7 separate regions of the Homo sapiens genome follow, and all the other regions are linked to region 6. A link is a loop called in an ENCODE intact Hi-C map of the cell type or tissue named here. Cell type or tissue: endothelial cell of umbilical vein. All regions are shown on one strand.

Region 1 (4,000 bases), 430 kb after region 6:
CAGCCGCCTCCGCCACCGCCCCCTCCTCGCCTTCCCTCGGATTTTGGCGCTTTGGCTTCGGGCTATAAGAGCCCGCCCGTTATTGGCTTTATATAGTCCAATTAGGCAGCAAATGAGGACAAGCCTATTAGCACAAAAGGATATTGGCTCCCGCTAAAGAGGCACTCGGAGCGCTCCTGCGAGCGCAGGAGGCGAGCGAGGGACGCGGAGCAGGCGGCGCCCTTGGCCGAAGCGCACTAACGGCCGCGAGCCCGGAGACCGCGCCTGCCTCTCCCCCCTGCGGCGCAGGGACCCGCTTCCCGCCGCCAGGCCTGCGGGAGGGGGGAGGGGCGGACCAGGCCCTCCCGGGTCACCTCGGGGTTATCTGCGCTCGCAGCTGCCGCTCCCCCGCCCCCTGGGGCTGGACAGGGGCCCGCCGCCCCCACGCAGCTGGAGAGCCACGCAGCGCCGGCCCAAGAGGCAGGACGTGACCTCGGCCCTCGGAGAACTCATCATTTTCCTACCCTTTGGGGTCCGGCGACCTCGGTATTTTTCCTAAAGCCTGCTAGGAAGGGCGAGGCCAAGAAGAGAGGGATTTGGGTTCCCCACCCACCATCCAGCCGATAGTAAGGGAATCCAGGTGTAAGTCCTCGCACTGCGTCTTCGGACTCAGAAATCCGCGTGGCCTTGGCCTTTAGCCCTGGAAAACCGAAGAGTGAGCCTTCCCCCGGGACCAGGAGTGGGTGTGCCTGTGTGCGTATGCGCGCTGACCCGGCCAAAACCCGCGCGTCACTCGGTGGGGCTGCTGGGGCAACAGCTTCTCGGCACCGACGGCTGCTCTCGGAAGGGCACCCCTCTGCTCTGGCCGCCGGTGCCCAAGGCTCGCGGATCAACTCCGAGTCTGTGACCCCGACGACAGCACTTTCTCCCAGGAAGTCTCTCCGGCCAGCTGGCGTTTGGAGCTGTCTAACTAACGCTTTAATGGGGGCAAGGTGAACCGAAGGCGCAGCGGCGTAGCTTCCTCCGCCGCGGCAAGCAGCGGCATCCGCTGCGCGTCTCGACGGCAGCGAAGTCCTTAGAGAACCACACTGGACCTTTGCAGAACGGCTTAGTGAAAGGACATTCCACTCCACTGGCTTTAAAAACAGCTCCCCGGTTCGCACGAGAAGCCCATGAGGCAGACATTTAAGACTCATGATTTAAGCATCAAGTAAATCAGAATTGTTTGTGAGGTCCCCTCCCGAGAGACAGCTTTCTTATCAGAGAAAGGTGACAAACTGGCCTCACCCTCTTCCACCCTGGTGAAGCTCCCGCACACGAGGGCTTTTTGGGATCCCTTCACCTCCCCACCGCTTTCTTTTTCGTTAGATTGAGCCTCGCCTAATTCAAGGCCGCCCTGCATTGGCAGACGTGATCGTGTGGGGTCCCCACTTGAGAGGTAGATTTTGTTTTTCGGTCCTGGGGCGTCAGACCCTCCCCCACCAAATCTCGACGGGCATATGTAATGTTTCTTTCTGCATTCATCTACAGCAGCGAACCCCATTTTTGCTTTGGAAATCTGGAAACGTAAATGGCGCTTCCATAAACAATTACTGTTATTACTCCCTTGAGTTTACACAGGGCTTTACTGGAATGCAAAACGCTACGCCATCCAAAATCTGGGTTGGAACGGATCACTGCCCTGAGACCCCAGCAGGGTGGGTCTCATACTTGGATTTTGTAAGTGGAAACCCGCGCCCAGAGAGGAGGAAACTGGGCCTAGGTCGCCCAATCGCTGCTGGATACCCAGAGGTCATTTTCCCCCAACCGCAGAAATAGCTCGATGCACGTAGGTCTATGAGGGTTGGGTGGGCACCGCCTGCACACAGCCTGCCACGCGGCCGAGTATGCGTGGAGAGACCCCGGCGTGTATGCCTGTGTGTTTTGGGAGCTTCGCCATTCAGCGCAGACGCATGCAAACTTGGCTAGAGTTCTGACGCACGAAAGTCGACTTTAAACTGGGAATGCTGAGGGTTCAGTCTGGGGAGGGGGACTCGTGGCTGATCACAACTCCAGCGCTAGACTCAGATGGGGAGGGGACAGGCCCAGTGTGGCGGGAGAAGAGTCCGGGACAGCCGCCCGCATCCCTGCTGTGCGGCTACCGGATCCCGGCTTTCCGGTTGTCGCCCCAAGTTCTCCGGTTGACTCCCCTCCCAGGGGCGCGCAGGGGCGCTGTTATGTGCTTGTGTTTGGCCCGGGAGAGGAGCTTCTCCAGTGTCAGCACTCTCAGCCCATCCTCTCAGTTTTAGGGATTGCTGGGCTTGAAAAGCGGGATGTATTGAGTAGATCTTTCCCTTCCCCTTCGAGAAAGCTGGTGGGAGTCGGGTCTGGGCGCGGACTCAGCCCTTTACTCGCCGTCTGGCGAGAGGTGTTGCCAGCGTTCTTGCGCTCACGACTCCATTCAAAGTCAGGCAGACAGCGCCCTCTATGGGACAGCCTCTGAACCAAGCCTGCAGGTTCCGCTGGAGAAACCGCTGTCCCGGCGCAGGACGTTTAAAAGCCATTGAGGTCTCGCCCTTCGCCGCCGCAGTTAGAAAACAAAAGCATTTTTTCTCTGGATCCCGGGAGAAGAAGTGGGTGAAATCGCCTTCAGATCTCTGCTGATCTCTACCTGGCCACGACAGGAAGTGGTCTCGCCTGCCTGTCATCCTCCTTCCCGCTTTTCCTGCCTGTTTTAGGGCCCATTCTGTGGTCCCCGTCTCGTTCTATCCTTTAGGTGCCGGTCCTAACCTCAGGCTAGGTGTTCTCCAGGAAGGACTCGGGGAGGGAAGGAGGGAACGGGCCTGCCTCATTCGTCTTCCCAGGACTCAGCGCCGCCGGCCGATCAGCGGACGAAACGCTTGTGCTCAGGAAATGCTTGTGCTCAGGAAACGCTTGTATTAATGCCTGAATGCCTGAGTGAGACGAATGAATGAATGGATGAATGAATGAATGGATTCACAGTTCCCTTACAGAGAATTGGCCCACTTGATTAGGGACCTTCAGATAGCCTGATCATACCCAAAAGCTGTTTTTAAAGAGTTTAATGAAATCTGAGATCTTTTGATGCTGCATTTTACAAAACCTAAAGGAGCCCAAGGAATAGGACCTTTGGGGGACCTTTCCCAGGCTAATCTCAGGCAGATGGGCTGTGAGAGCGGGTCTCTACACCACCCACCCTTGGGACAAGGAGCCAAGAGGGCAGAAGGGGACTGGAGAATGCCAGTGATTAACACCCAACTTTTACACAAAAGCATGAGGCCTGATACAGGAGTGCTTGGCATGGCATTCTCACCTGCCCCAGGCCCACCACACACACAAAGCACATACACGTTTGTGCACACACACAAGTCAGTAAGCAAGGCGCTTCCCAAAGGAGGGGAGCTTTCCATATTTTTCAGTACTTCATCTAAGAGAAGGCTGCTTCCTTCCCTCCATAGCCATACTACGGTCCTTCTCCTTGGAGCAGCTTCCTGGCACAGCCCACCTCCTTATCCATGGACGGGGTGGGGACTGCTTAGGCTTCTAGCCAAAGCTGCAAAACTCCCAGGCTGGAGGCCCCCACAATTAACATAGAGGGTTTGCCCTGGTCCTGATGGCCTCATTTTACCACCCACCTCTTCTGACCTGCAGGTCCTTGCTTTGAAGGCAGAATGGACAAAAGCCTGGAATTGTGATCCTGGGGAAACTGTGCTACCTACACATGCTACACAAGCTCTTTACTGGGACTTTCCTGGAAAGTTCTCTCCCATCTTTCTCGATGCCACCAGGAATGCTGCCAATGATGTCTCCCTCTGACTAAATACTGACCCTTAGAAAATACACAGCCCTGGGAGACAGGTCACAGCCAAGCTGTGCCTGATCACATATGTTTCCTGCATCACATACAATGTCCTTAGAGTGACTGAATGTCTTACCCTTTCATGACAGTGAGGGTAACAGTTATGTGGAGGTAATGTCGGCTCACGGTCATTGAATCCTTATTAGAAGCCAGGCACTATAA
Region 2 (4,000 bases), 990 kb after region 6:
GAAAGAATACCAACCTTTTCAGAATGCCGAAATAAATCACTCACAAAGTGGCTGCATGGAGGACCATGTCCCCTTGGGGAGTCCAGTCCCACTTGCTGGTTGGATTATCAAGGGTACATCCCATGCATGGTGGCATGGGCTCAGTCCAGTCCATACGGCAAATGCCAGAGTTGCTCTAGAAGTGAACATTCTAACCACAAACTCCTCTTTGGGGAACACGCCATGGGACAGTGTCCTTGAAGGTTTCTTTGGGAACTAAAGGACCCCTTGGTGTCCACACACTTCCTGGCACTACGCAAACAAAGGAAATCAACACTGGGATTTGCTGGGTTGGGTCCAGGAGAAGTTCTCTTTTCCATTGAGGATATTAAGTAGCTTTTATTTGTCATTTAATTCCAAATAAAGAGAATGCTTTGGTTCACTCCTCAATTTGATGTTGGTATACATTTATGTTTTAAGGACCAGCAGTTCCTCCATCCTCGTCAGCTTTTAAAGGAGGAGAAACTGCCACTTAGGAAGATATATATTTGGTATCCCAGGCCGGGGGTGGTCGTGATGCTGCTCATCAAAACCACTCCATGAGGTGATTGCATCAGCAGGCTCTGGGGGGTGAGACTGAAGCCTGCCTCCACTATATCCAGCTTTAGAAGGACTGGCCGATGATCCCTTGACCTTCATTGTCTATGAAAAGGGCCAGTACCACCTGCCCTCCAATATCAATTAAGACATGACTTACTGCAAAGCAGGTAAGCTGTAGAGCACACACATATGTACGCACACATACTTATGTGTGGTAATATTGACTCAGAGTTGCAGATACACAGAGCAAGGTGATATCCACACTACCTGAGCACATGACACCAGCATCTTCCCTGTGGCCACATTCGTGGTTGTACCATCCGCTGTGGGGACAGCTTGACAGGTAGGACTCCCTTCCCAAGCAATGCAAGTCACCCAAGGGAATGTTACCCAAGCCCTGACCAAAGTGGGCCCCGCCCAGGGCTGACATGGAATAGCCACAGCCGAGCTGCCTGCAGACAACATCTGCATCCTGGGCGTCCCAGCTGTCATCACACATAGTGCCCCATTAGCCTTGGTACAGGACCTCCACCCGGCCCTGACACCGGTCACCTCCATTCACCAGCCTCAGAGGCAGACCTGCAGTGACACAGCCAGAAGCTTTTATCTTGGTGCTCTCGGCCCCCTTGACTTGCATCCCTACCCTCCTCACTCCTCCTTCTTCCTCTCACCACCCTGCTTATTTACAATCTTTCTCCCAGCAGGATCTTAAGTATCCTTGTTCTTCCATGTTCTCTCTTTGCCCTCTTCTCATTCTGTATTTTCCCCCTGGAGAACCTCATGTACTCTGAGAACTTTCCAGAAGACCCCCAAATCCACCTCTCTGGTTCTGACTCAGCCCTGACAGCCCAGCCCTGAGCTCTAGACCAGCATTTTCAGTGGCCTCCTGGCCATCCTACCCCCCACATCATCCCAAACTCAACACAGCCTCTTCCCTCCGTTTGAATTAAGGATGTCATCATGCTCCATATTAACCATGCTGGGAATAAGGGCATCATATTCGACTCCTCCTTCTCCTCACATCCTACATCTAACATCACCAAGGTCATTCCTTCCGTGTCGTTCCCACTGCCATTTCACTGGGATAAGCCTTCATCCCCTTGAACCTGGCCTCCTCCCAGCTGAATCCTCAGTGTCTGCTCTTCCTTTCTCTAGTCCATCCACATTCATTGATTCAATCAGCATCGATGGAGTGCTTACTCTGCACCCATTTCTATACTAAGAGGATTCACTGGTCTCCAGGTGGTTTTCAAGTTTTATCTTTAGAAAGTACAAATATATTCAATTCAATTCCTTGCTCAAAATGCTTCAGTACACTCTCCAGTCCCATCAGGATCAAGTCCAAGAGCAAGCCTCGACCTACTTTTCCAGCCTCCTCTCCTGGGAGGGGCTAATTGAGCCTGCTTCCCACCATGGAGCTGGCCATGCTGGGAAGTCAATAAGCACCATGTTCCTGCCCGACGTGATGCCACTAGACCACCCACTGGGGTAAGCTGTATTGATGGTGTGAGGAAAATAGGTACAGGTCCTGAGGGGTGCAGCCCACCGTCCTGACAGTAGGAGCCAGATCCTGGGTGTGGCTTTTCAATGGTGAGTTTGAGATTATGAGAAACTTGTGGTCACAGAGTGAGAGGCTGGAATGGGATGCAAAGGGAGGGGGCAGGTTGCTTTTCCTCCCAGAGGGAGGAAAGGCCAGCTGGACCATCTTCAGGGTATCCCCAAAGTACATTCTGGACTTCCCATGCTCTGTCCTTCCCCAGTCTCAGGGACATAATCCATGGAGATGCCTGTTCAGACCTGAGGCCTTATTCGGAAGGGCCCCTCTTACGAGCAAAACACCCTACCTTCTATGCCATCTGCAACTCTTCTGGATCAGAGATGAACCTAGAGGTGCAGCAGGGCAATGCGCCCCCTCCTGGTCACCCTGTGAATGGTCCCTCCAGGAGAGTGCTCGGTCTCCCTGCCTCAGCCTCTCCCTTGCTCTGTGTTGGTCAGAAATCTGCCTTTCCCAGGCCATTTCTGGATCTCTCAAGTCATGTCCTGGAAGGGGAGGGACTGACCTCAACAAGGCCAAGGGCCCAGGAGCAGAGTCATCCTAAGTGAACACATGGAAGGCCCTGAAAAATTAAACTTGGGCACAAAGTTCTCTGCACATTCTCACTGGAGAGGCAGGGACATTTAGCCAAAGTCAAAGACCAGGGCAGGGGTAAGAGGAGGCACCCATCCTAGCCTCAAATCTCTGCCCTGCTACTCACCAGACACATGATCTTAGACATAGAAATATTGACAAATTAGCTAACTGTGCCCTGGTTTTCCCATCTGCAAAATGGGTATAATCGTATTACTTACCTCAAAGTGTTCTTGGAAAGATTTCATGATAATAGCACTCACTATGTGCATTAGTTGAGCACTTATTAGGTGCCAGGTGGTATTTTAAGTATTTTTTAAAAATATATCAATTCATTTCATACATGAAAATCATTTTATGCAGGGTATATAACAAGTGCTTGGTAGATGTTAGTTATCTTCAAGATACCTGTCATTATTAGTGAAAAGAAAAGGTAGGCCGGGCGCAGTGGCTCATGCCTGTAACCCCAGCACTTTGGGAGGCCGAGGTGGGTGGATCACGAGGTCAAGAGATCAAGACCATCCTGGCCAACATGGTGAAACCCCATCTCTACTAAAAATACAAAAATTAGCTGGGCGTGGTGGTGCGCACCTGTAGTCCCAGCTACTCTGGAGGCTGAGACAGGAGAATTGCTTGAACCCAGGAGGCGGAGGTTGCAGTGAGCTGAGATTGCACCACTGCACTCCAGTCTGGTGACAGAGCAAGACTCCATCTCAAAAAGAAAAAAGAAAAAGAAAAAAAAAGAAAAGGTACTGACCTTTATTTTCAACTATCTCTCCTCACACCAAACTGAAACTAACCTCATCTGATAAATGACTGAGAGTCAGAGAGCAAGAGGAAGGAGAATGACAGCTGGGATTGGCCGAGTGTGCACTTGAGACATGCCCCAGGTCTTGGCACGCACGTCTCCTGTCCCCCCGGCATTCCTGCATTCGACAAGGCAGGCGTTTGCTCTGTGACCTCAGCTGTGCTCAGCCTCAACTAGCCAACAGTAGCAGAGGAGAACTGGCCAACCCCACCAGGGAAGAGGAGTGAAGAAAAGGTCTTACCGTAGTCTGTAGTCCTTGGGATCCACCCACCTGGAAAGAACACAAATTCGTCTTAGAAACACTGTTTAGAAATGATTTCCTACAAGTCACAGAAATTGGCTTTAGCTTCACCGTACAATCACACCAGAGGGCGCTGTGGCTCAATCTTGGGTTTGTGTGTCCCCGACGTTCTTGCTAAATGAATTCTGCAATAGCGGATTAAAGCAAGTGGATTGGATATGAGGAGCTCAATCATTTTAGATGT
Region 3 (4,000 bases), 580 kb after region 6:
GCTTTCTCAGACTCAACCATGCAGAAGGCAGCTCAGCCTCTCCCTTGCCCATCATGAAACCCCATTCTATACATATATCTCCACTCTAGCAGTGCTTACACAGTTTAAGCATTTGTTTACACTTCTCTCTCTGCTAGATCACTGTCCATTGCATACTCAGCCTCCAGCAGAGGGTCGGTGCTCCAGAAATGTATATTAAATGGATGACTGACTGAATAAGTGAATAAATGAAAGAACTTATTTATCATCCAAGAGAAAGGTGGAGTCAAAATAGTCTGGCTAAGATATAATAATGCAGGTTTTCCCCTGAAATGGGAAAGGTAGTAGACAGCAAAAAGATCAGGTGAAAAGTCTCTGGGTCAAGAAGAAAAGACCTCAGGCTAACAAATGAGTTGATATGGGATGGGGAAAGATGGAGGAAACAAACTGAGGGGAATAAACAGCTTGAGAATACAAGTAATCTTGTGCTGGTCAAGGGCTGTGGAGAATCCTGACATAGTTAAGAAATCTAAGCTGGAGGGAAAACACGAGGACAGGGGAGTGAGAACTCTCACTTGCCTGCCCATGCCTTACCACCACTGAGATTACACTACATACAACAAACACATCAGCTAAACCCACTAAATTGGAAACACATATCACTTCCTAAGTGAGCAGATGAGTCCCACAGTCTTTGTCCATAGGAAAAGCGTGGAAAAAACAACATAATACAAGTGAAGGGAAAGCCAGCAAATACAACAATCCCTATCGACAACTTTCAGCTTTCTCCGAAGTGTTGAAAATACTATCATCCAGGTCAATCCTGCGCTATCCTGACACTGCACTTACTTCACAATTAACCAAGAATGAGAAAGTAGATACACCTTGCTGGAGAGCCCATGCACCAAATGTACTGTATTTTTGTATATATACTTAGAAAGTAGAGTCACATAACATTTGCATTTGATTTCTGTAAATTCATCTACATTAGGCATTAAACAACAAAAATAATAATGTTAACATTTCAGAATATTTCAAAGAGTATTTACTCAAGAGTGAGCATGAGAAACACGAATGTAATCTACTCTTCCCCCAGTGGTCTCAGTTTCCACATGCTTCTCCAAGAGGATGTATCTCACTGTGCTGAGTGTGAGATGAGGAGGGCTTAAAGAGATGTATTTGGAACATACAAGTTTTTCCGTAAATACAAACCCATTACTTCCTCTGGTGGTCAACTAAGAAACAGCCATCCTTCCCAAAGCTGGCAGAGGCAGATTTACTTTGAGATGAACAAAGATTAAGCTTCATAGGTCTGATAATGCATTTGTACAGCCTCTTTCTATCGTTCTGAGGGACCCCAGAAATTTTGTTACTTATAGTTTTTATTCCTTTTCTTAAAGAGGATTCCTCAAATTACAAAACCTGAATCCACCCGTAGCTAGACGTTCAAGTTTTAGAACTTCTTTCCCTCTCCTAAGGAGAAACTTCCTAAGGGATTTTCGACAGTGCATTTGACTATAGGGGCTTTCCACCTTGCACGCTGACTTGAGAACCTGACCCTGTCTGAAGACTCAACTGTATAGAATATACAACATATACATGCATCAAATATACAGATAAGCATCTAAAATGCATCGTTCTAACAGTTGGCTTTGTAACCACTTTCTACAGCCAACGCATTCACCCTCTGCAGTAACTATGTTAACCCAGCTCCACTTTTCTCGAACTTCACCTCCCACACCAAGCAATGGGCGCTCATGGCAAATCACCCAGGACCGCGTGGACGCGAGTGTCCCCGCCCCGCCCCGCCCCGCCCCGCCCCGCCCCGCGGCCCAGGCCCCGCCCCTCCGTGCTGACCGCCGGTCGCGCTCTTGCCCCGGCGAGAAACGCGTCGGGCATGACGTCATCATACGCGACAACACCGATGGCCCAACCCTGCTCCTGCTGCAGCCGGTGGGCGAGGGCGCGCGCGAAAGTCGATTTTCCTGCCGCGGGGAGGCCACAGAGGACGCAGAGGCCTCGTTTCCGCGGCCCGTCGCTGCCGGTTCCTCTGATGTTCTCGGCGGTCTTCATGCTGCCCGGGGAGACCGGAGGAGTCTGGGAGCGTCGTCTCCGCTCTACCGTCTGCCCTGCGCGCACGCGCAGCGTCTCCGCCGCCTACCGGCGCAGTGGAGGAACTGGCCTAGCTGGGTTTCCGTGCGGCCCCAGAGGCACCTGCTCCACCGGTGCCCTGCTTGCTCCCAGGGACCAGAGGCTGGAGAGACCGCGGCGCTGCGTTCCTAGCTCCTGGACATTCCCAAGGGGTCCCAGAGTTAGGATTGATCTTCAAATAGAATCACCCTCCCTGCCGAAAGTTGCCAGCCAGTAGGATTGGCGCCTCAGTTTTGTTAGGATGAGGTCTTTCTGCTTAGGAAAATCCCAAAAGAGACGTTGAGCCTTTCCCTCCAGCAATCTTTCGAAAATAAGTTACTGGAAATCAAAGAATAGAAGGCGAGGCTGACAGTCCGACCACCGCGCTCCTTTGCGGTTCCCAGATGTGAAGAGTGCAAGGGCAAAGTAAACATTCGTTATTGTGCCCTCACAGCACCAGTGGGCAGCAAGCGTGAAGAAATATTGTCAGGAAAGGCACATCCACAGACCTCAATTCCAGTGCATGCAGACAGAGAACAATAGGTGTTTGTGTTAAAAAGTAATACTAAGCTATGGAGAGGTACAAAACAAGTTTTTGTTTTTTGTTTGTTTTTAAGACGGAGTCTCGCTCTGTCGCCCAGGCTGGAGTGCAGTGGCGCAATCTCGGCTCACTGCAACCTCTGCAACCTCCGCCTCCTGGGTTCACGCCATTCTCCTGCCTCAGCCTCCGAGTAGCTGGGAATACAGGCGCTTGCCACCAGGCCCAGCTAACTTTTTGTATTTTTAGTGGAGACGGGGTTTCACCATGTTAGCCAGGATGGTCTCGATTTCCTGACCTTGTGATCCGCCCGCCTCGGCCTCCCAAAGATTACAGGCGCAAGCCACCGCGGCTGGCCAAGTTTTTTTTGTCTGGGGGTGTGTTGTAGAAAAATTGAATTCAGATTACAGTTTTTTGTTTTTTGAGACAGCGTCTCACTCTCTCGCCCGGACTGGAGTGCAGTGGTCCGATCTCGGCTCACCGCAACCTCCGCCTCTCAGGCTCGAGGGATTCTCCTGCCTCAGCCTCCCGAGTAGCTGGGATTACAGGCGAACACCACTACTGCCCAATTAATTTTTGTATTTTCAGTAAGAACGGGGTTTCCTCATGTTGGACAGGCTGGTCTTGAACTGACCGCAAATGATCCACCCGCCTCGGCTTCCCAAAGTGCTGGTATTACAGGCGTGAGCCACCGCGTCGGGCCTAGATTCCAGATTCTTTTATCCTTATATTTTAGGGGATAATTCCTTCTTACCTGTAAAGGGTATGTTCAAAATGTGAAGACGTAAGGACAAAATCAGTGTATACTGTGTCAAAATATGACGAGTAACCTGCTAAAGCTGATATAATTTGTATGAAGCACTTACAAATAATCTCATTTTCCTTTGGACTGAAAGTGAAGAGCAATGAGTTAAACTCTTTATTTCATGACATTTTATCATTATTGGTCCAGTATAAGGTCCCTCTCCTTAATTTGCCCCTCCCCCACTTTTTTAAGAGACAGGGTTTTGCTTTGTCACCCAAGCTGGAGTGGAACCATAGCTCATTGTAACCTCGAATTTCTAGGCTCAAGCAATCCTCCTATCTCAGCCTCCTGAGTAGCTGGGACTATAGGCATGTGCCATTGAGCCTGGCTCCACTGTCTTTTATCTCCCATCCTCCACATCCACACCCATTTAACCCCTGCAGGCAACCGGTTTTTTTTTTCTTTTTATCATAGTTATTTTTGTTTTGGTTATGTATTTTTTTTAAATAGGCTTTATTTTTTAAAGCAGTTTTAGGTTCACAGCTAAACTGAGCAGAAAGTAGAGTTCTCATATACTCCTTCCCCTCCTCATTCATAACCTCCCCCAC
Region 4 (4,000 bases), 860 kb after region 6:
TGACACATAATTTATCCGTATAACAAACCCACACATACCCCCTGAATCTGAAATAAAAGTTGGAAGGAAAAGAATGACATAGGCATTAATGTTAAAAAGAAAAAGAGATAGTAAGCTGGCAAGTAGCGAGAGGCACCCCTCTGCTCACATCCCCCCCCAGAAATAGGGTTGCCTGATAATAACAGGATACCCAATTAAATTTGAATTTTCAATAAAAATGAAAAATTCTTTGTATAAGTAAATGAGACATATCTGAAATTCAAATTTAACAGATGCCCTGTATTTTTATTTGCTACATTTGTCAACTTCATTCAGAGAGCCGGTTGTTAACATTTACTAGCACGCCAGTGACTTCATACCCATGCTGTTGACCATCATACTCTAGTATCTCTTTATTAGGATCATGGCATCAAAACCCATCAGAAAAGTCAACTAATACCTCAGGGTTTTATTCTGTGCCCTCAACTGACCACATTTCTAAAGAGAAAATTCAGGCATCTAGAGACATATTTTTTGGAGCTTTTTTTTTTTTTCTTTGAGACAGAGTCTTGCTCTGTTGCCAGGCTGGAGTGTAGTGGCATGATCTCGGCTCACTGCAACCTCCACCTCCGGGGTTCAAGCGACTCCCTTACCTCAACCTCCCGAGTAGCTGGGACTACAGGTGCCTGCCACCACGCCTGACTAATTTTTTGTATTTTAGTAGAGACGGGGTTTCAACATGTTGGTCAAGATGGTCTCGATCTCCTGTTCTCGTGATCCACCTGCCTCGGCCTACCAAAATGCTGGGATTACAGGCATGAGCCACCGTGCCTGGCCGAGCCTATTGGCTCTTAAAATGTGCATCTATTGGCCTTACCGTGAAGATGAACGCCTACCATATTACCTCTCCAAATTCAAGAACCCAAGCCCTCCTGTACTTCAAAAAAGAATTCCTCATGCCCTTCAGTGGATTTTAATAGCAGCAGAGGCAACCACAGGGGGATTCCCAAGGTCTCCTTTCAGAAAGATAATATGGTGTTGGACAATGATCTCCATTTAATTGGCCAAGGGAGGCTAGAGAAGATCTCTCCTCATGAGCCCTGATGCTGTTTTTCATCTGCTTGGCCCCCACTGGGACAGACTCCATCTCAGAGGGAAAGTGCTTGTTGGTAGGGCCTGCAAAGAACCCAGCAGAAATTCTGGGGGAAAATAAAAGACACATGTGGGCAGGAATGTCAGCATTGTTGACTAGAATCTGAAGTTTGATGAAAATCACCCTTTTAGGGTTTTGACTTCCCCAGTTAATAATCTGCTCCCCTAAGAGAGACAGAAGAAGCAAAGATCAAGCTTATGACACCTCATTGTGGCTGAAACCACTCCCAGAGGGCTAAATGAGAATTGGCCTCTCCTGCTCCTGGGTCTCACTCTTCTGGGTGAACCTCTCAAAAGAGGCTCCTCAAAGAGGCACAGCTGACCCCATTCCTAGGTAATGGTTTGGAACAAGGCTGACTGAGCCAGGTCTCCTCAACCCTTGTGCCGAAAGGAAGGAGACTGAGGAAACTAGGCATCAAAGGACCCTTTCATGCCAAGAAGGGTGAAGGCTCAGCCTGGAAACCGGGACGTCTGAGGCACTTTGCTGTGGAACCCATAGAATTCTGTCCACAGGTGCTCTGCACAGGCTGTCCATTGTCTGATCCTTCACAGGCAGCAGATGAGAACATTGCCCGGGCCAGATTCCTTTCACACTTTACCACGCCTGCCATTCACCCGGGAACTGGCTGAGATGCAGATTGTGACTCAGTAGTTCTGTATGGGGCCTGACAGTCTGCATGTCTTGGGTGATGCTGCTGCTGCCACCGCTGGCCCAGGGACATGCTTTGAGGATCACCTCTTATTGAGTGACCTACACAGAGAGTCACAACTTTGCTTCTCTTGGGAACTTGTTAGAGGTGCAGGTCCTGGCCCAGACCTGCAGAATCAGACTCCGCATTTCCACAAGACCTCCAGGAGATTCACACGCACATTAATGTTTGAGAAGCACTGACCTAGAGGACACTTCCCAGAATGTGGTGTGCCCTGAGCTGGTGGTTTTGTAGAGGAGACTACGATTTTAAAGAGCACAGCTCCTTATACAAGGTGTGGATCTCATGCAATGTTAAGAAGGAGCACCATTTCCACGCTTCAAGGCGGCTACCTGCATAGACTCAGCCTTGGAGAGAGGGAGATGGCCGATGGGTCTTTGGAGAGCCAGCCTCTGCAAGATCCACCAGAGGGAGCCAGAGCCCAGGGATGGCTGCAGGGGCAGCTGCCAGAGGGTGAGGAGTCCCCAGGGTTTTGTGTATGACTTATTCACACACCGTCACACTTTTTGATAGCCATTATAAAAATAAGTTGCAAAATATGCTTAAAAGAAAATAAGGTGGAAAAATAAAGTTAATAAAATGAGGATAAGACGTTAACAAACTTCAAAAGAAAAAAATATCAAAGGTTTTAGAGAGTGACATAGGAGAATATCACTGTGTGAATGTGTGTATGTGTCTCTGGGTGTGTGTATGTGTATGTGTGTGTGTTTATGTGTCTCTGTGTGTATGTGTATGTATGTGTATATGTGTGTGTATATGTGTCTGTGTGTGTGTTTGTGTGTGTGTGTATATGTGTGTATATGTATGTGTATGTGTATGTATGCATTTGTGTATGTGTGTGTGTATCTCTCTGTGTGTATGTGTCTGTGTGTATGTATTTGCATGTGTGTATGTGTATCTATGTGTGTGTATGTGTATGTGTATATGTGTGTGTATAATATGTGAGAGTATCATGAGGTAGGAGATGATTTTTTAAACAAGACATGAAAGCACTAACCATAAAGGGAAAGGCTGATAAATTAGAGTGCAGCTAGTATAAAAATAAGGACTTCCATTCATCAAAAGACACCTTAAAGACAGTAAAAAGGTGAATTGCAGAGTAGGAGTGGGTATATGCAACACATTTAACTGACAAAGGGCCTATATCAAGAACATATAAAGAAATCTAACATATCAATAAGAAAACAAAAACTAGAAAATAGTGAGCAAAAGACTTGAATAGACATTTCACAAAGAATAATCTCAATGGCCAATAGAAAAAGTGTTCAATTTTATTTCTAACCAGAAAAATGTAAATGAAAACCATCCAAGATACCATAACCAATCTACCTGTATCGGCAAGATGAGTATCCACAGGGATTCTCATACACTACTGGTGGGAATGTGAATTGGTAGAGAAAAGCATGCACGTAATCCCAAGGAGACATGTAGAAGAATGCTCCCCAAATCGGAAACCACCCAACTGTAAGCAACAGATGACTGATAAATAAATCATAGCATCATCATGCTAAACAACAATAAAAAGGAATGTACAAGCATATCAGTAAGAGAATTGTAACTTTTTTTTCATAAGAAGGGGCACAAAGCAGACACAAAGGAACACATACTATGTGAATCTGTTAATATAAAGTTCAATAATGGGTAAAATTATGTATAGAAACGAAAAGCCTGATATTTTAAAACTATAATACATTTAAACAAATTATTAAAAACCTATGAACTATAAGTAGGTGTCATGGTTAATTTTATATGCCAACTCGATTAGGCCATGGGGCCCAGGTATTTGGTATGATGTATTATTCTGAATGTTTCTGGGACAGTGTTTTGGGATGAGATTAACATTTAAATCGGTGGAGTTTGAGCAAAGCAAATTGCCTTGCATTGTGTGGATGAGCCTCACAAAGGCCTGAATAGAACAAAAGACTGACTTTTCCTGAGCAAGAAGCAATTCTGCCATCAGATGGCCTTTGGACTTGAACTGAAACACTGACTTCTTCCTGGGCCTCTAGCCTGCCAGCCTACCCTGCAGATTTTGCACTTGCTAGCCTCTGTAATCATGTAAGCTAATTCCCTAAAATAAATAATAGATAATAAATCTCTCTCTCATATGATTAGTATATATGTATATGTGTATATATATTTATATATATGTGTGTATG
Region 5 (4,000 bases), 520 kb after region 6:
GGCCTGGGCAACAGAGCAAGACTCCATCTCAAAAAAAAAAAAAAAAAAAAAAAAATATATATATATATATATATATATATATATATATATATATACACTCTACAAAACTGACACTAAAGTAAAGCCAAAGACCTTATTCATTTTGTTAATCTGGAAAATAACTGATATTACTTAATAGAAAAATGCAATATGCATTATAAAAGCCAAATTTGGTAAAAAAAAATTTTGAATAGTTCTCATTTTATGTATCTACTTAACTGTGGCTATTTTATTTCATGTGCCGCCAAAAAACTTGCCCAGTTTTCACATGCAAAACAGTAAGCAACAAATCTTTTATTAACTATAGATATCTTTACTACACAGTGGAAGGAATATTATTTATTCTTAATGTAAAAAATTCCTTCCAGAATGAATTTCATGCTTTGAAAAGTTGATTTTTTTTAAAGTGCCATATTTAATTTACAATACATTTGAAAAGCTATCGGTTCAGGTATTAGATAATACTTTAATGTTCTCAAAGCAGAAACACTGTTACCACCAAGCCATTGTTTGGTTCTATGGACACTTACATAATTGACCAAAAGGGAATTTGAAAGAAATAATAAGCCATTCTATCCCTCATGTAAGGGAACGGTGCCATCTTGTGTCCATAAGCTTCCAAATATTCATTGGTCTCATTGCATTTTTTTCTTTTCACAGTTTAATTGACTCACATCATGGAAGAGTTTAAATCTGACTTACCTGTGCAGCAATTCCTATTCTACCTTCATTGAGACTCCCTATGGCATACTTATAGCCATGTCCAATTTGTCCCAAGATATTGGCTTCTGGAACCTGAAAATACAAATGTGCACTTATTTCTCAGTTTCATTTTCCATGATTCATTTTGATTATATATTTGTAAGTACACATAGACTCTCAATTCGTGTGCTAGCCCTCTCACAGAACTTGCCGGCATCTGTGTCTCCCTCTACGCTGTTTTTCCACAGCTCTCTGAGGAAAAGGACTCAAGTCCATGCTGTTCATGATTGCATCCTCCAGAGCCTTGCACAGGTATTGAATGGATGAGTGAATCTAGAGTAAGGGAATCTCATAGAATTCATCAATAACATAAATTAATACTTTTCCCCCCCAATTCTTATCTGTAGGCTACAGTGTGAGATAACATATTAGGAACTACAAAGATCTGCAAATACTTGCAAAAACAAGTGTAGTAAGCCTTTCTGCTGTTGAGACCATTCACCCTCATAAAAATCAACGGTGGGGTATATGTGTGTGTGCATGTGTGTACACAGGTGTATGCACAAGAAAGAGGAAGAGAGAAGAAACAGACTAAAATGCTTATTCATACTTTAAAAAAATAAAGAATTAAGAATAATAAAAAACTATACTTAGTTTTGTAATATGGGTAGTTGGGGGAGAGAGCAGGGAAGAATGGAGAAAGAAATGGGAAAGTAAGAATGAGGAAAACAGTTGGGGTGAAGTAATGAGGCCCCAGTGACATCTGTAAAGACATCCTCCCCCTCACTCCCCACAGCCATGCAAAAAAAAGATCAAGCTCTGTGATGAGTGGTGGAAAAGCCGACACCACCTGCCCCACCTACAGGGAGTTCTCCAGCATCAGCACTAACTATCTGGATCTTCTGCTGCTCACGTTTAATAGCCTGGCTGTTTCCGCTCTCACTGAGCAACACCCCCATCTTGTGGCCTTTAGTGCACTGACACCAGACTTCCTTCTCTGCGGCCCCATTTGGTTCACAAGTCTCAAGCTTATAAAGTATACGTGGTCAGAAGCACATAAGTTATAAAACATAAATGGGATGAATTCTTGGCACTTGCTTCCCAGGACAGCTTCTTGGCAGAAAGGTTTCCACTTTTGTGAAAAGTACATTTATCTGGTCATGACTAAAGAGCGCTGTTCAGGGTTTTACAAAATACTCTCCTGCGTGTGCTTATAGCCACTTAGTATTTTGACACCTGTCTTGCACACCTCCTGTGGTTCCATGCAAGGCTTATTTCGCATCAGTCTTTTACTGATTAGTCTACGATACCCACCTTGACATTTTCGAATGTTAACGGGCAGGTGGAAGAAGCTCTGAGCCCCAATTTGTTTTCAGGTTTCCCTATATGAAGGCCCGGAGTATCACGATCTACTAAGAAGGAGGTAATTCCCTTATATCCCTAAAAAGAAGAATTAAAACGCTATTACCACTTGGATTTATAAAACGCCTTGTTTCTGAAGAGTTTAAGTAAAAAGAAAACTAAAAATGGACTTTGGTAATAAATACTAATGGACTCAGAATTGCAACATGGGCATTATGAAACGAGAGCAGCTAGAGGACATTAGATCCAAACTATAGAACCTTACCATTTGTTTCACTTTTTCAGAGACCATCATAAATATTAAAATTATTATTACACTATTATATAATCATGAGAATGTCATGTTCTCAATTTAATTTTACTATATAAAGTTTTAGGCCAGGTGCGGTGGCTCATGCCTGTAATCCCAGCACTTTCGGAGGCTGAGTCGGGCGGATTACCTGAGGTCAGGGGTTTGAAACCAGCCTGGCCAACATGGTGAAAAAACGTCTCTACTAAAAATACAAAAATTAGCTGGGTGTGGTGGCAGGCACCCGTCAGGAGGCTGAAGCAGGAGAATTGCTTGAACCCAGAAGGCGGAGGTTGCAGTGAGCTGGGATCACAGCCTTGCACTCCAGTCTAGGCAACTAGAGCGAAACTCCGTCTCAAAAAAAAAAAAAAAAAAAAGTTTTAACAATTTAATTCAATTGTTACATTAGTGAAAATACTGTATTTACTGGTGAAAAAATGTATTTATTATTTTGCTATATGTCTATTTTCCAACTGAATAAAATATTCTTAAAAATAAATGTACTAAATAGGTACTTAAATTCTTCATTACTAAACAGAAATTGGAAATTCAACAAAATTAAAGATTAGGGCCAGGTGCAGTGGTTCACGCCTATAATCCCAGCAATTTGGGAGGCCGAGGCAGGCAGATCATCCGACGTCAGGAGTTTGAGACCAGCCTGGCCAACATGGCGAAACTCTGTCTCTACAAAAAATGCAAAAATTAGCTGTGCGTGGTGGTGCACACCTGTAGTCTCATATACTTGGGAGGCTGAGGCAGGAGAATCGCTTGAACTCAGGAGGAGGAGGTTGCAGTGAGGTGAGATCACACCACTGCACTCCAGCCTAGGAGATACAGCGAGACTCCATATTAAAAAAAAAAAAAAAAAGAAAAGAAAAAAGATTAGCTTCCTACATAACCCATTAGGAGCTAAGTAACAGTTGGTCCTCCACAAACAGTCATCCCTCCATATCTGTGGCGGAGTGGTTCCAGGACCCCCATGGATACCAAAATCTGACAGTGCTCAAGTACCTTACATAAAATGGTGTAATATTTGCATATAACCTATGCACATGCTCCGGTAGACTCTAAATCATCTCTAGATTATCTGATACCTAACATAATACATGCATGTCACTTTATTCACGTGAATTCAATATGGTAGTTGGCACAAAGCAAATTCAAGTTTTACTTTTTGGAACTTTGCAGAATTTTTTTTTAATCAAATATTTTCAATCCAGAGTTGGTTGAATCCACAGATATGGTGGGCCAATTCTAATTAATAATTTTGTCAACAATATTTACTTTAGGAGATTAACGAAGTGAAAAAATGCCAGCTCAAGTCTGACATTTTCAGTACTGAGAAGACTAAAGAGTTCAAGATGAAGTCCTAAAAAGGAAACAGAAGGAGGAAAAGATAAAGAAAGAGAAAAGAAGGGGTTTGGAAAAAGAAAGAAATTTCGTTTTCAAACTTACAATGGTAGGGTCTACATTTGCCATCACCAGAAAGAGCCCTGCGTGCTCAGCACTGCTGATCCACATCTTTGATCCATTGAGGACATAATAATCTCCCTCTTTATCAGCTCTGGTCTTCAAAGCAAATGAGTCACTACCTGCTCCAGCCTCTGA
Region 6 (4,000 bases):
GTCCCCAACAAATAACGTACCCAGTGCTGAAAAGGATAATATCCTTAACTTCCTCTCAGGGTGCTTGTGAAGGTCAAATAAGACACCACAGGTAAAGCACTCAGCACCTTGCGTGACACAGTACCTGCATCATAAGCCCAGCTGTCATTATTGCTAACAACACGTGCAAGCCGCTACTCAGGGCCAGACCCTCAAGTCCACAGAGATGAACACGACTCCTGCCCTGGGGAATTTGTGGTTTATGGTTCAGGAGTTAATGGATTCAGGTAGAACAGCCTGAGGCAGGCCCATCCAGGTAAAGGCATCCCCCAGGAGGAAGCCTCCTGATTATTCACTCCTGTTGGAAATTGAGGAAGTTGGAAGGGTCCTAGGCAGGGAGCGGTGATGAGGGAAAGGGCCCAGAAGGTCTCAGTAGCTGGGGAAAGAGCTGCATGGAGAGAGGCATGGGAGGTGTGGAAAGGAAGCCCAGAGCTGGGTGCTGATTAGGGACTCTGACCAGCCAGACCCTCCAAGACCACGCCCCACTGGCCTGGAACCTGAGAGACTGAGTGTCTGCTCACTGGCTGTGTCCCCTGAGCAGGCTCCACAGTATCTCTAAGCCCCAGGTCGTCACCAAGTAAGTGGGAGACATGACCCAGATGAGGATGAATGCACACAGAATGATACCCCACAGAGGGTAAAGGTTATTGTACAATCAGGAGCGGGAGGAAGCGGCGTCTGGAATGCCTGAAGATGTGAGGCACCCATGTACCTTAAAGCCTCCACTTTAAATGTCAGGAAACCACAAGGCACTGTTCTCCCCTGTTCACTTAGCAGAGGGGCCCCGACCTAGCTCCCTGGGCTCCTGGCCCCACCTCACACACCCTCCTCTCCAGTCTTTTACCCCACAGGAACTCAGAAGGATTATTTTAAATGGCAAATCAGATCTTATCACTTTGTTCTGCAAAAGCCCCTGGGGCTGTCCATACTTTGAGACTGAAACGCTCACCCCATGTATGCCCCCTCCGCGTCTGTGACCTCACCTCCCACCACTGGCCACTCAGTTACAGCGCTGGGGATGGCTGGCTTTTTCTATGCGTGGAGCCTCTAGTACATGCCGTCTTGGGCCCCTTGTCCTTGCTGTTCCTCTGACTGGAGCAATTCCTGTCCTCCATGGCTTGCTCCAGCACTGCAAATGCCCCTCCTCAGACAGGCCAGCCCTCACCCCAACCCCTCCCCATCTTGAACTTAATGACCATCATCGCCTTTTCACCTGGCTTTGTCATCATTGCATGTATTATGACATGACATATCATTATAGTTCCCTTGTTTGTCTCCCCACCAAAATACAAGCTCCACACAGGTGGATACTTTTATCTTACTTACGTTGTATTGTATCCTCCACACCTAAGATTGTGCCTGCACAGGATATTTCATAAGTGATAGATTCCTGCTTTACAGATACAGAAACTGAGGCTCAATGAAATCACATCCTTTACCAATAACCCACAGCTCTGGAGCTGAGACTGGTCCCTGGGCAGTGGTGTGCTGGCAAATGTCTTAAACCCAGCTCTCCAGGGTAGCGGGAGGTCTTGGTTGCATTTGCTGATGTCCATGGTGTAAATACTTCCACCAGGGCCTACTTCAAATCACCAAGGTGACGTCACTGAATGCGAGGTTCGGAAGGATGCACCCCTGCGCTCTGGAAGGAAGCCAGTGTCAGCCAACTCAGCACCCACTGCCCGGCTACCTCGTGTTCCTTCATCTTCGTCACTCCGCACTTTGAGTGAAATAACTCCTTCTTCGCTTTCCCCTCTAAATCCCACCTACCTCACTCCGCACTTAACACATCAGGTGAAATAACTCCTTCACTTTCCCCCTTCAAATCCTATCTCACATTGAAGAAAACAGTCCGAGCCAAGTCTCTGCATGTCTCTGGGCCTCAGTTTCCCCGTCCATATGGTGGGATGACTTCTAAGCCGTGTCTCTCCGCCATCATCCTTGCCTGAAGTCTGGGAGCCCTGGTCATGCGCACTGCCCCTGTGGACCACCAGGGAGCAGCCTTTCCCCACCAAAGACACTGGCCTCTCCGAGTTCCCGTCGGTGTCCTTCTTGGACACAGCCTGGGTATTGTGGGGCCTTGCCTGGCTTATGAATCGGCGATTGTGCCCAGCCCCGAGCGGGCATCTACAGAAAGGGCCCATTGTCTGCAGTGAGGCTTTTTGTTCCAGCAGTGGCCTGGGGAAACTGGGATTGGGCTGGGGGCCTGACTGGTTCCCAGGGGCTCCTGGTGGGTGTTGGGGTGTGAACCCAGGCGGACCCCTCTCCGCTCTCCCCCGCTGTCCGCCCCGATCCCATCTACCAGGCTGCTGTGCCGGGCACCGCTCACCTGTGCCTCGGCTCTGTCCGAGATTCTCGCCCCTGCAGACCTCCTCTGCCACCCTCTGAGGCCCATAGCACGTGCTCCTTCCTCCAGGCCGGGGTTCCTGTTACTTCCTTTAGCCTCATTCAATCCAACTGCACTTTAAGAGGGTAGGTGTCGGGAGCTGGGCTTCTCCCTGAGATTTTGGCTCCAGGCATTACCGCAGCCCGGTTTTCTTTTCCCTTTCACTGCAGCGGAGGGACGCCCAGGCTTTGGGCGCCGCCTGGGTCTGCAGCAGAGGCAGTGGCCTAACCCTGAGAGGTAGCCCAAGGTCAGGCCAGGGTCTGCGTCCTCCCCTCAGCTCTGCTGTCACAGACGACTGTGAACCCGCGGAGCTCCCATCTCTGGAGCCTGGCCTGGGCCAGCGGCTCACAGTGCTGCGTGCGCAGTGCCTGGCTCAATCCCACCTGCAGCCTGGGAAGTCACAGGGTCACCCAGGGCTCCACGGCCTCCCTGACCACAAAAGGGGAATCGCTGCAGCTCCTGGCAGTGGGCGTGGTCCCCTGTGAGGCTCCGGGGCTTCCAACACCTGAAAATGTAAGCTAAGTGTGTTCTGGGAATGGTGAGGCCTCATCTTACTCTTTTTTTTTTTTTTTTTTTTAACTATCTCTTGCTTCAACCCAGGGCAAGATCTGGAACTGAACCTTCAAAGGAAAGAGGGAGGAGGGTGGGAGGGTGCCTGTCACCTCCCCGAGGGTAGACCTGGGTTTCAGTCCCTGTTCGGCTGGCCATGGGAGTCAGGGATCTCCCTGCTGCCATCTCTGAACCTCGGCTTCCTCTACTGTTAAATGGGGGTTAAAAAGATGCTCTTCTCATTCTGGGGGTGGAGGGAGAGTCAGGATTAGAGCTATTTTCAGTCTCTGACATGTGAAGCTGGGGCTGCATAAGAATCTGTAGGGTATTTTATTAGCAGAAAAATTGTTGTATATAAATGTCATCTGGCTGTACCTAATCCTGTCCTTAGTGCATCAGAAGTGACAGTTAGTACAGGCAAGGAAAGCTCTAGCTTTCCATGACTACTAATCCCACAGAAACTAAAGCAAATTATTCACTGCGGGACAAGAATTTATTGTTAAAACATTTGACCCTGGTGTTTAAAAATATAAGCAGCTTTTTTGGAGGACACTGGTGGGTTTGAAAGTGACCATTTGGGGCAACAGCATGGTGAGTCTCTCTTGGTCCTTAAACCTGAAGCCAAGCCTGCTTTTTCACCTCCTGTGACCCCTGAAATGCCCGTGCGTAAGTGGGCCCAAGATACCCCCGGCAGCCCCTGATGCCCCTGGGGAGGGAGTCGGCCTGTTGATTGCAGCTTCTAGAATTCAGTCTCTTGTATGCTGTCTCTATTATAACACCATGCCTAATGCTGAGATTGCATTTTTCGGGGGCTTTGTTTTTCTAAATTGTTTATCCCCTTGACTCAGGTGAAGAGCAGATGGCATTAGAGAAACTGAGGCAAATGGTCAGTCTGCCATGCTGGGCTGAGGGATGGTGACATGGGGCACCCCTGCCCTGGCCTGGGGCTCAGCCCTCCCAAGACATGCTGGTGCCCAGGCTCCCCCAACCCTGCTGTTCTGGGTGGAACAGTCCTGTGACTTCAGT
Region 7 (4,000 bases), 910 kb after region 6:
CCAAACTTAACCAGTGAGGCTTCCACAAAGATTTAAGAGTTCCAGTAGCTTCCTGATACCCCCTCCCCAACTCTTCTGCTCTCCTCACAGCACACAGAAGGCATCCCTCTGGGAGAAGGTGACAAGCTGGGACAGTCACTGTGGGTCTCTATCCTGAGAAGTTACTGATCCTGTGTTCCCTGTGAGTTTCTTCATAATTTTCCACCCCCACCCACCCCTCCAATACAAAAGTCTGAGCTTGGCACTATGCCTAGGCACCCCAGGCCAACACTCAACCCTCCAGTATTTACATACTTGGGAGAAGACAGGTATCAAGAAGCAGACTCCCCATCTTTGCCACCTGTAGTCCCATATGTAGAAATCTGCAGTGGTGCATGGGGTGGAGGTGGGTTGGTTGAGGAGAGATTCTAACTCATCAGAACACAGGAAAGCCTGGGTGGCTGTGCACCCATTCCAAGCCTCCTTGACCATAGAGAGCTCCCCAGCAGGCTGTGAATGAGGATGGAGCAGATTTTGAAAGCGTTCACTCCTCTATGTTCCCTGCTAGCTCTGTACAAATCTTAGATCTCAATCAGATGAGTCATTACCCAGCATGGTGGCCTCACTCTGCCTTGGCTTCTCCTTTGTCCTGAGCAGTTGTCCCAGGCCAAGCCCTTGGAGTCATCAGTGCCCCCACATGACTCCATCACTTAATCTTGGAGCTTAAGCCTCTTGGAAGATGCTGTTACAGAAACAAATCTTTGTCTCTGATTCAGCAGGGATGCTGTTCCTCATTTCGAAGCTTGGACAAACCATATGGGCTCCCAGGCACTTATAGGTATAGAGTTCCAGGGAAAACAGAACTGTCACCTGAAGGTTGGCTCAGGCCAGATATCCAAAGATGGAGCTGAGGGATATCAGACGTCCTCATGGCTAAGAGGAGCAGGAGAGGGAATTTGGTGCTGGACTCAGGCAGAGGGAGATGAGGCAGGACTCTGACGTGTGCCATCCCATAGCCTCCACCACCTGGCTTCCCGTCTTTGGCCTGCCCCTAACCTGTACCTGGACAGCTTTCCCTTCCCCAGGGGCCAAGAGTAGGCCAGGTGCCACAACCACTGCTTTCATCAGAGCCTGTGGGAGCTTCCCAAGGCATCTCCCTGCCGAGGTAGCTTTGGATTCCACACTTGCTAAAACACAGACGCTTTCCAAAAAAATTTAATGCCAATGAAGGAAACTTGAACATGGTGGCAGGCCAATGAAGCCTTTTTCCAAGCTCTCCTAGTGTATTTGCCCCTTTCTGGGTGAGCTGTAGGCAGTGGGGCATTGTGAAATCTTTAACAACAGGCTCTGGGAAGGTGGAAGCTTCCTTTGTAGCGTGATTTCCATGGTGTGAATCCTCCCCCCATGGCCATTTTATGCCAGCAATAAGACGCCATTGCATGTGGAGCTGGGAGAGCTGGGCAGTCACTCCGCGGGGGACAGTATTTCCAGCAGACAGACACAACGTGATGTAAATATCCTTGGGCACAGGTAATAGTAAAATGGAGTCAAATAACCAGAAAGTGCTGAGTTTTGGTATTTAATATTTTTATTTTTAATATAATATTTATTTAATTGTAAGACTCTACAATTTAATTTTTAATAATGGCCACATAACATCCAGCTTGTATGATTTCTGAAAATGCAGCATTTCACAGACACAGGTTTCCCGAGAGGACCTTCTCCCTCCAGTCAGTGCACACCTGAGTGGCCTTGCCAAGCACTCGGGACACTAAGTACTCCAGCCAACACAGGCAATGGGAAGAGATGCTGAGGTCAAAGTTTCATCCCCTACAGGAAACGACCATTGGCTGGGGCTGTCCCTGATTCCCACACACCAGAAGCCATTCAGGTGCCATCAAACCTGCAGAGGATAGAGCCCCTGCCCAGGGCAGAACCCCTTACTAGCCACTGCAGGGATTTGGATGCCAGGAACAGGGCTGGAGGGGACAAGATCTCAAGGGGCTGCTGAATGCCACCTTCAGCCTGTGGTAGGGACCAGGCAGAAAGGGGAGCTACCATCCACTCTGTTGTCAGACAGTAGATCGGATTCTGTCCCCTTAAAGTAATGGAAAGGAGCCAGGACAGGCTTTCACAGGAGTCCTTTATTAGAGCTGAAAACTGTGGAACCCCTTCCTGTAATGGACAACCACGGGCACTCACAGTAAACACAGTAACAAGTTCTTCAGGAATAAAATAGCTCCAAGGTTGTTCTGCAGCGCCCTCTGGCACTGGCAGGTGGGATAACAGGAGGATGGTGAGATGCTGTGGTTCGAAGGGGCTGGAGGGCAGCCTCTGTCCCTACAAGGTCACAGGAGACAGCTCAAAACAGGTGCCATGTGGCCCGGCCTTGTGTTCTCTTGGCCCCTGGTTGTCAGTCACTCTGCTGAAGGTGGAGCCTGGAGCAGGATCACCGGGCTATGAGCAGGTACTGGAGGTGCGGAGAACTTGGAGGAGCCACCACAGGTCAAGTGAGTAGTCCCGTGGGGCCAGCTGGGGTGTGGGTGTGGTGTAGACATCACAACCCTCCTTTAAGCCCTCCTTTTGCACCTGGTACCACATCTTACATAGGAGCTGCAGACAGGAGTGTGTCTGATGCAGTTCTCTGTGCAAACTCAATGTGAGGCCAGGCCTCCTGGGCTCCTGGGCTCCTGGTGCCTTGGGGATGATGGAACAGGGAGGAGGGAACCTAGGACCAGAAGTCAGTGACCCCGACTCAGACCCCAACTCTGCCACTCGCTACCTGAATCCTGTGCAGTTCTGTGCTGACTTGCCTCTCTCAGCCTCAGTTTCCATCCCTGCCAGGTGAGAATAATACCTGGCCACATGGAGGATTAGAGGATTATGTCCAAGGTGCCAGGCTGGCAGAAGATGCTTAATCAGTGTTTCCTCCATGGCATGTTCTTATGGATGGCAGAGGCTGGGGCAAATATGAATCAGCAGAAATGAGGCACTTTAGGTCAGTGGGATTTTGATACGGTCTTTTGGGACTTGGAAAGTAGATCTTTCAGGAACACTCAGGGCAAGCCTGCTGAGAACCCCGCACCAGGGTCCCCCTCATCCTCACAGCAGGGACCCATAGTCTCCACTGCTCCTTCTTAAGCACAGGGCACAACCTGGACTCTCTCAGAGGGATTTAAGGAGTCCTAAACCAGCAGCTCTCAATCTTGGAACAACCTGAGTCTGGTGGGTCACCAATGTCCAGGCCTACCCTCTGATTAGATTCTGATCTAACTGGCTTGGGTGCAGCCTGGCAGCAGCAGGTTCAAAAGCCCCCGGGCCATTCTCACGTGCAGTAGAGTTGAGCACCCTTGCCTCAAACCACAGTCTCAGTTGCTGGGAATCACAGCCACTTGGTGTCAGCCCAATCCTCCCTGAGTGTGGAGATGTGGTGTGGATGGGGAGGATGGGTCCCTGCTCCCAAGCAAGCCCACTTCTCTGTGTCCCCTGTGACTGGACCCTCAGTCACACTCTGACAGCTTTAGTCCAGAGCCCCTGTCACCGGTGGCCCTGTCTTCTGCTCTACCTTTCACCTGGACCTCACTGCCTCTTGCTACCAAACTCATCTGTCCCTACTAGCCACTCTCCTGGCTGGGCCCTGCTGATAAAGGGGCCATTACCTCCTTCCTTGAGAGGCTGCCAAGTGGCTAACACTGTGGTGGTTATCTGTGAAGAAGCACTGGCTACTGGGGCTATTTTTAAGGAGAGGGGACACTTCAGGAGGTGGAAATGTTTCCTGTGGAAATAAATTTCCCCTTATAATGGTGACCCCTGCATGACCCCTCTTTGTATCCACAGGTTCAAGTACAGAGCCTGGCTTGGGGCTGGCGCTCATGGGGACCACTCAGGGCAAGCCTGCTGAGCCCCCAGCCCCAGGGTCCCCCTCATCCTCACAGCAGGGACCCACAGCCTCCACTGCTCCTTCTCAAGCACAGGGTACAACTTAGACATTCATGAATGAGTGAATGAACGAATGAATGAA

Evidence for each region. A loop is a pair of places that touch in the nucleus more often than their neighbours do. Peaks named below come from ENCODE experiments on the same cell type or tissue, not always from the same donor. Only the 100,000 strongest peaks of a DNase experiment are listed, where the experiment ranks them.
Region 1: a loop joins it to region 6, with 21 times the contacts of the local background. A loop is called at or near these places in 102 of 110 quality-filtered maps.
Region 2: it touches region 6 in a loop (12-fold over the local background); 7 of 110 quality-filtered maps call a loop at or near these places.
Region 3: a loop joins it to region 6, with 17 times the contacts of the local background. A loop is called at or near these places in 4 of 110 quality-filtered maps.
Region 4: it touches region 6 in a loop (13-fold over the local background); 2 of 110 quality-filtered maps call a loop at or near these places.
Region 5: a loop joins it to region 6, with 30 times the contacts of the local background. A loop is called at or near these places in 82 of 110 quality-filtered maps.
Region 7: it touches region 6 in a loop (34-fold over the local background); 15 of 110 quality-filtered maps call a loop at or near these places.

The regions. Positions count from the first base shown.
Region 1 is chr10:123,131,608-123,135,607 of GRCh38, reverse strand. No RefSeq gene overlaps it. Among named protein-coding and RNA genes, the nearest start is that of HMX3, 2.4 kb to the left of the region's middle. RefSeq lists silencers at 190-319, 350-469, 2,132-2,221 and enhancers at 1-423, 2,301-2,595, 2,662-2,771. In endothelial cell of umbilical vein, a CTCF peak has its summit at 2,454 (motif pointing left); a DNase peak (open chromatin) is centred at 2,407; H3K4me3 peaks cover 277 bases; H3K27me3 peaks cover 3,680 bases.
Region 2 is chr10:122,565,753-122,569,752 of GRCh38, reverse strand. DMBT1 (deleted in malignant brain tumors 1) reads right to left here. Exons shown (of 56, transcript NM_001377530.1): 2 at 3,757-3,786. Among named protein-coding and RNA genes, the nearest start is that of DMBT1, 7.0 kb to the right of the region's middle. In endothelial cell of umbilical vein, CTCF peaks have their summits at 2,492 (motif pointing left) and 3,874 (motif pointing right); a DNase peak (open chromatin) is centred at 3,892.
Region 3 is chr10:122,978,532-122,982,531 of GRCh38, reverse strand. It overlaps PSTK (phosphoseryl-tRNA kinase), which reads right to left and starts at 2,131. Exons shown (of 6, transcript NM_001363531.2): 1 at 1,837-2,131. The coding sequence starts at 2,052. RefSeq lists an enhancer at 1,800-2,119. In endothelial cell of umbilical vein, a CTCF peak has its summit at 2,140; a DNase peak (open chromatin) is centred at 2,001; H3K4me3 peaks cover 1,216 bases; H3K27ac peaks cover 641 bases.
Region 4 is chr10:122,702,273-122,706,272 of GRCh38, reverse strand. No RefSeq gene overlaps it. Among named protein-coding and RNA genes, the nearest start is that of C10orf120, 4.4 kb to the right of the region's middle. In endothelial cell of umbilical vein, a CTCF peak has its summit at 2,240 (motif pointing right); a DNase peak (open chromatin) is centred at 2,252; H3K27me3 peaks cover 204 bases.
Region 5 is chr10:123,041,227-123,045,226 of GRCh38, reverse strand. ACADSB (acyl-CoA dehydrogenase short/branched chain) reads right to left here. Exons shown (of 11, transcript NM_001609.4): 5 at 3,848-4,000; 6 at 2,056-2,181; 7 at 742-834. Among named protein-coding and RNA genes, the nearest start is that of ACADSB, 34 kb to the right of the region's middle. RefSeq lists an enhancer at 1,520-1,814. In endothelial cell of umbilical vein, a CTCF peak has its summit at 1,695 (motif pointing left); a DNase peak (open chromatin) is centred at 1,686.
Region 6 is chr10:123,557,562-123,561,561 of GRCh38, reverse strand. LINC02641 (long intergenic non-protein coding RNA 2641) reads right to left here. Exons shown (of 12, transcript XR_007062326.1): 11 at 1,366-4,000. LOC105378530 (a long non-coding RNA gene) reads left to right here and starts at 2,872. Exons shown (of 3, transcript XR_946395.3): 1 at 2,872-2,938. RefSeq lists an enhancer at 2,497-3,215. In endothelial cell of umbilical vein, a CTCF peak has its summit at 2,018 (motif pointing right); a DNase peak (open chromatin) is centred at 2,041.
Region 7 is chr10:122,647,149-122,651,148 of GRCh38, reverse strand. No RefSeq gene overlaps it. Among named protein-coding and RNA genes, the nearest start is that of SPADH, 24 kb to the left of the region's middle. RefSeq lists an enhancer at 3,522-3,816. In endothelial cell of umbilical vein, a CTCF peak has its summit at 2,238; a DNase peak (open chromatin) is centred at 2,208; H3K27me3 peaks cover 167 bases.